Linked DNA regions of Homo sapiens: region 2 is linked to region 1. Evidence: chromatin contacts called from ENCODE Hi-C or POLR2A ChIA-PET data. All regions are on one chromosome and are shown on one strand. The core of a region is the stretch at or near the end of the contact, and the rest is flanking DNA. Distances in the headings are between cores, read along the strand shown. Region 1 overlaps OSBPL1A (oxysterol binding protein like 1A). Region 2 overlaps OSBPL1A (oxysterol binding protein like 1A).

Region 1 (3,210 bases), core at 405-2,904:
TTACAGGCGTGAGCCATGGCGCCCGGCCTGATTTTTTACTTAATTTTAATTAACATCAGTTGTAAAATGAAGCAGAAACTGTTCTTCCATTAAAAACGACTGTTAAGACTAGATTTCATGTTAACTGTTTAGTAGCTTAATTGAGATATGCTCTAAAAGTGTAGGATACACACTGGATTTCAAAGACAATATGGAAAAAAGTATAACATCATTTTTTGTATGTATTTATATGTTGAAATGCTAATATTTTGGATATACTGGGTTAAATAAAATAAATTACTAAAATTAGTTTTGATTTTTTAAAATGTGGCTACTACAGAATTTGAGATTATACATGAAGCTCTCATTGTATTTCTCTGGCTGGATTTCTTGACCCTGGCACTGCTGACGTTGTAGGTGGGTAATTCTTTGTTGTGGAGCCTGTCTTGTTCCTGGCATGATGTTTAGCAGCATCCTTGGTCGAGCTGGGGTGCCTTTCTGTGCCCTGACTGGTGGAATCCTCCAGCCTCTGTCTGAAACCCTTCCTTAAGAGGCCTCTCTCATCTCCTATTTTTAGAATTCATTGTGACACAGGTCTTTATATTAGCCACCCTAATATAAGCATTCACCTGCAGTAATAGTCCTTCTCTCTTGAGTAGCACAGAATAAACTAAATTCTTTACAAAAGAGGTAATGTCTAATAGGTCGTATACATTCCAAAGCTTCTGCCACAAATACTTAAACTCCCAGTTGGTGCTAGCCATTGTCCTAGGCAACAGGGCCACAGCAGTAGACAGAATATGAGTTCTCATGGAGTTTACATACTGTTTGGGGGTAGGAGGTCATCAACACATCAGCAAGAGAGTGTACCTTATGTCACGTCAATCAGTGCTGTGGAGGGGGAAGATGAAGCAGGCTGAAGTGCATAGCAGCTGGGGGAGCCGGGGGAGCTGGGGGCAAGGATGTTATTACTCCTGCCATCTCAGGCCCTCTCTCCGATATTCCAAGACCCCCCTTGTGCCCACTGTTCGCCACACCCCCAGCTTTTGTTTCTCTAGCTTTGCACGTCCCTTAGCACTGCTTGTAAGAGATGTTTTCCAGACACCTTTGCCTCGCCTCGGATCAGTCCTCCTGCGTGGCGGTCTTCCAATTTCTTTTAAAAGTGGCACCTGGGCCAGGTGTGGTGGCTCACACCTGTAATACCAGCACTGTGGGAGGCTGAGGTGGGTGGATCACTGCATGTAAGGAGTTCGAGACCAGCCTGGCCAACATGGTGAAACCCTATCTTTACTAAAGATAACAAAAATTAGCCAGGCATGGTGGCGGGTACCTGTAGTCCCAGCTACTCGGGAGGCTGAGGCAGAAGAATCGTTTGAACCCGGGAGGTGGAGGTTGCAGTGAGTCGAGATCATACCACTGCACTCCAGCCTGGGTAACAGAGTGTGACTCTCTCTCAAAAAAAAAAAACAACAAAAAAAAACACCAAAACAACAGTGACACCTGAGCCTGAGTCCCAGCTCAGGTTGCCCTCGGGAACGCTCTGCCTGCTGCCCCATTGTGGCAGTCTGAGATTGCACCTGTCTTCTTGGCAGCCTCGTCATGCTATGGGCTTAGACTGTGGTCAGCAACTGAGAGGTCATTTACTAAGCCATGGCTTGTGTGCTGCGTGGGTGTCTCGTGGGCCGGTGTTTCTCTTGCTGCTTCCCATCAGTTTATTGCACAAAGTGTGGTCTCAGTGAGGCAAGGCTCTTGGCTCTGCGTGTCCTACGGAAGAAAATAACATGGGCTCTGTAACGGCTGTTTACCTTTCAAAACCCCTTCCCCTCTGCTTTCTGGTTATGTTCTGAATAGGTAATGAATGTTGCAGATAATCTGACTTCCTTATAAATGAGTAATGATTACATTCTCATAAAATCACAGAAAGTTTTGTGCATAAAAATGAGTATAGGATATTCCCAGGTGGGACTCTTGGCTGACAGTCCTCTGACAATTTCTAAACTGAGGATAATTACAAAGCTCGAATGTCTCTCATCTTCTGCCTCCAAGATATTTGTTGTTCTTGCCTTTCTGCTATTCTTGCCTTTAGTTAGAATGGTAGCACACGGTCTATACATTTAATGTCAGCGTTTGTTGGGGGTGAATGACAGCCCTCATTCCCTCTTCACAAGCTTCTTTCAAGCTCATAACTCTCTAGGTATGCTACACTTTGGATGGACTTTTCCAAGACAGTAGAAGGAAAATTTGGCTGGGCGCGGTAGCTCACGCCTGTAATCCCAGCACTTTGGGAGGCCGAGGCAGGTAGATCACCTGAGGTCAGGAGTTCAAGACCAACCTGGCCAACATGGTGAAACCCCGTCTCTACTAAAAATACAAAAAATTAGCCGGGCATGGTGGCAGGCACCTGAAATCCCAGCTACTCGGGAGGCTGACACAGGAGAATCGCTTGAACCCGGGAGGCAGGGTTGCAGTGAGCTGAGATCACACCACTGCACTCCAGCCTCGGCAACAAGAACGAAAGTCCATCTCAAAAAAAAAAAAAAAAAAGAAAAGAAAAGAACAAAATAGATGGAAAATTTAATTTACATACATCTCTAAAACTATATTATACATGCAAAGCATAGATAATGGCAGGGATTCTTATTCCTGGTATCTATTATTCGTGTCACAGAGATTGATAGTCTTGGATAGTGGGGAATGTGATTTAAATACCATCTGTGGCCACTTATCCAGCAGATTGGTTAGATGGCATATCTGCCAAATGAGCAGTGTGTGTTCCTAAAAAAGAAAAAGAAACTAGAAGAATTCCACCATGGATTATTGACTTAAAAATGTAAATTGTATTAACTTCTATAATCCAAATTAATTAGTTTAATTTAGAGGTTCTTCAGAAGATAATTTTTAAAATATCTAATATTTTAGCTACATGGATGTATTTCAGAAGGCAACTGGAAAACCTTTTATTATTTTATTATTTTTTAGTTTTTGAGACAGAATCTCGCTCTGTTGCCCAGGCTGGAGTGCAATGGCGTGACCTCGGCTCACTGCAACCTCCGCCTCACGTGTTCAAGTGATTCTCCTGTCTCAGCCTCCTGAGTAGCTGGGATTACAGGCGTGCACTACCACACGTGGCTGATTTTTGTATTTTTAGTGGAGATGGGTTTCACTATGTTGCCCAGGCTGGTCTTAAACTCCTGAGCTCCAGTGATCTGCCCACCTTGGACTCCCAATGTG
Region 2 (3,210 bases), core at 397-2,896, 34 kb before region 1:
GAGGCTCACACCTGTAATTCCAGCACTTTGGGAGGCCAAGGCGAGTGGATCACTTGAGGCCAGGAGTTTTGAGACCAGCCTGGCCAACATTGTGAAACCCTGCCTCTACTAAAAATACAAAAGACTTTATCCGGGCATGGTGGCACATGCTTGTAATCCCAGCTACTTGGGAGGCTGAGGCAGGAGAATAGCTTGAACCTGGGAGGCGGAGGTTGCAGTGAGCCGAGATCGCGCCATTGCACTCCATCCTGGGCAACAGAGCGAGACTCTGTCTGAAAGAAAGAAAGAGAGAGAGAGAGAAAGAGAGAAAGAAAGAAAGAAAAATATAATAGGGACCATATCTGTTTACATCCCTGAAGTACGTAGCACAGAATCAGAGTTCTCTAAATGCTTGTCGAATGCAGGTTGTTGAAGAAATGTCATTGATGTTTCTGTCCTCCCTAAAAATATATTGTTATTCAATAATGAGCCTAAGATAATCAGGAATGCATGGTGATTTTATGCATCTATATTCACCACTTTGGATTCTGCAGGGGAGAGTAGGGATGGGTAGCAAAGGAGGAAGGAGGGATGAGATAGTATTGATATTAGAAAATGACATTTGTTCCCAAGGGGTTTACAGTAAAGTTGGAGATAGGATACTGCTACCAGGGAGGGGGCAGATGAAAATTAGTTAAAGGAGAGAAAACTAAAGGTACATGACTTTAGGAATCTCTCATAATCTTCTAAGGAGTTGTTTTTGAAACACTTATTACTGGTTAAATAACTAATTTCATGGTGGTTTTTCTTTAGTAACTAGTCTGAGAGCAGTTTCACGGAAAATTCCTGCTCTTTGAATATTGTAGGTTCAGAACGCATTACTTTTCTTACTGTGTGTTCATTTTCCTTTTGAGAAACATGTTGAGATCAGTTGCTCTAGAAAGGCTTTCTTGCTAAGCGTTCCCCTTAATGCTATTTTGGTTGAAATGTGCATGAATAATGCATAAAATCCGATAGCGTAGATGGGCAAAACCAATAGATAGTTATATCATGAAACTGAAACCAGTTTTAGCATTTCTCAGCAGATGTAAGAGTACATCTTTTAAATCTTGAACACTTGGAGGGCACCAGCCATATCATTCATCTTTCCAAACTGCTTCAGCAACTTGCACTTTACCTGATGTGTGGTAGGTACTTAGTAAATGTTGACTTATTACATCGAAGTCACATGAAAATACTTTGTTTTCTAACTATGGATTATTCTGCAACTGGCCTTTAGTTCTAGAATTGTTTTCTTTGTAGAGTTAATGCATAATGTGACCTTCCTAAAAATAATGTTGAGAAACAAGACAAATTGGGAAGCTCTGGATTTGGTAGCCCAAAATAGATCCACGTAAGATTTCCAGTAGCCCACACACTACGGTTTGTATAACTCCTCATGTTCCATTACATGTGCAGATGTTACAAATTGTAGAAAACAGTAGTAGATTTAGTTGCTTGGGGATGAGCCGGTACTTTTAAGAAACTCTGTCACAAGCAATACCCTACCATTTGGCTAATTTTGACCTTGGACATCATTCAGAGAGGATCTGTCTAGAATGTCTCCGACTCTTGTTGCTTGCTGCCAAGAATCTGTTTCAAGCTTTTGTCACTTCCTTAGTAAATTATTGCAGCAGTCTCTTGGCAGCCCCCTCTGGACTCATCCCGGTTTTCAGTTTATGATTCACTTTAAATATGTTAGGTTGTGTTTACTTTCTTTGTGTTCTTCATATTTACTGTGCTATTTCTGAGTTTATGCAGTTGTACCTCAAGGCTAAATAAAAATTTGGCACTGATATTTTAAGCTGTACCTTGGGTTGCTTTGGACATTTTCAGAACATGCCTGGTACGTGGGAAACCGTAAACAATAAAGGTATTAAATTAAGCATGTGTGCGTTTCCTGGCTGTTTTCTGTTACCTTCAGTAACAGGAGGAAGGGTGACTTGGACATTATCCACAGTTCTTCCCCATCTTGCTGCTTTGTGTACTATTTGTTCTCAGGCTGGTTTCCAAAGGTCAGGATAAAAAAGTGCTTATCAGGATAACTTACAAGAATTGTTGGCATGTTTATATTGTGAACTTTATGGCCTCTTCTTTCAGCCTTTTAATAGTAGGAAAAATTAACAAATCAACTCTTGGAAAGTTCTCTCACTCAATTACAAAAAGGAGCATAGCGGTCAGGATCTTAATTCTAGAGTAAAGTTAAAGTCACCATAAGCCGGCAATAGCCATTCATTGGCTTCCATGCTATTTTGATGAGAAAGGAGACTGTGTTCAATCTGAATGTGTTTAAAATAATTCTGAGTTCTAACATGGACAGAACTTTAAAGATCTTAAAGCAGGTGCAGTGGCTTACACCTGTAATCCTAGCACTTTGAGGCCAAAGTGGGTGGATCACTTGAGGTCCGGAGTTCAAGACCAGCCTGGCCAACATGGTGAAACCCCATCTCTACTAAAATACAAAAATGCTGGGCGTGGTGGTGGGCGCCTGTAATCCCAGCTACTAGGGAGGCTGAGGCAGGAGAGTTGCTTGAATCCAGGAGGCGGAGGTTGCAGTGAACTGAGATCACGCCACTGCACTCCAGACTGGGTGCCAGAGCAAGAGTCTGTTTCAAAACAAACAAACAAAAAGAACTTTAAAGATCTGGGCCATTGTCGACCCATAACATTAAAGCAAACTTTGTGAGATTTTACATTTTAATTCTATTAATACTGCTGTTTTAATTGAGGAACTAATCAGGTAAAGATTCTGTCCACCTTCAATGCTTCTGTAAACTAGAGCATTTTATCTTGTAAAATATATGTTTTTCAAGGTGTTATTCTGACACTTCTTAATGTTTTTGAGAGACAGGGTCTCGCTCTGTTGCCCAGTCTCAAACTCCTGGGCTTAAGTGATCCTCCACCTCAGCCTGCCGAGCAGCTGTGACTACAGGTGCACACCACTGCACGTGGCTTGATGGTTTCCCTATAAAATATAATCATCGACTGAGTCACCTGAATCCTTTTGGAACTAGATGGGAGTAAACACACCCACAAATAAGTGCTTATCAAGAGTATTCCATTTCCCGTCATTACTCAGGGCTGCACAGATTTTCCTAAGTGCTCATCAAAAGTTCAGTAAATAATGTAGGGCTATTTCATAAATCTTTTATGCTGTTTTTCAGGGGTCAGAAGTTTCCTAAAATTTTTGAG

What was found. A loop is a pair of places that touch in the nucleus more often than their neighbours do. ChIA-PET counts read pairs that join two places held with the same protein, here RNA polymerase II (POLR2A). Pooled maps may share reads with other maps.
Region 2: a map of gastrocnemius medialis shows a loop between it and region 1 (2.0-fold over the local background). The contact joins two enhancer-like sites. A Hi-C loop is called at or near these places in 3 of 168 maps with a recorded cell type or tissue (adrenal gland, endothelial cell of hepatic sinusoid and gastrocnemius medialis), 3 of 37 single-sample maps with no recorded cell type and 4 of 50 pooled maps. POLR2A ChIA-PET finds 5 or more read pairs at or near these places in 5 of 52 experiments (OCI-LY7, Panc1, WTC11 and 2 more).

Annotation. Positions count from the first base shown.
Region 1 is chr18:24,197,100-24,200,309 of GRCh38, reverse strand. All of the region lies in intron 17 of OSBPL1A (oxysterol binding protein like 1A), which reads left to right. Among named protein-coding and RNA genes, the nearest start is that of CABYR, 60 kb to the right of the region's middle. RefSeq lists an enhancer at 2,752-3,210. Within about 2 kb of position 1,654, at least 3 of the 41 ENCODE cell types and tissues checked have a DNase peak (open chromatin) inside an H3K27ac peak, as active enhancers do; they include gastrocnemius medialis, where a contact is called at or near this core.
Region 2 is chr18:24,230,732-24,233,941 of GRCh38, reverse strand. The region is part of intron 16 of OSBPL1A (oxysterol binding protein like 1A); the gene reads left to right. Among named protein-coding and RNA genes, the nearest start is that of MIR320C2, 89 kb to the left of the region's middle. RefSeq lists an enhancer at 1-313. Within about 2 kb of position 1,646, at least 7 of the 41 ENCODE cell types and tissues checked have a DNase peak (open chromatin) inside an H3K27ac peak, as active enhancers do; they include gastrocnemius medialis, where a contact is called at or near this core.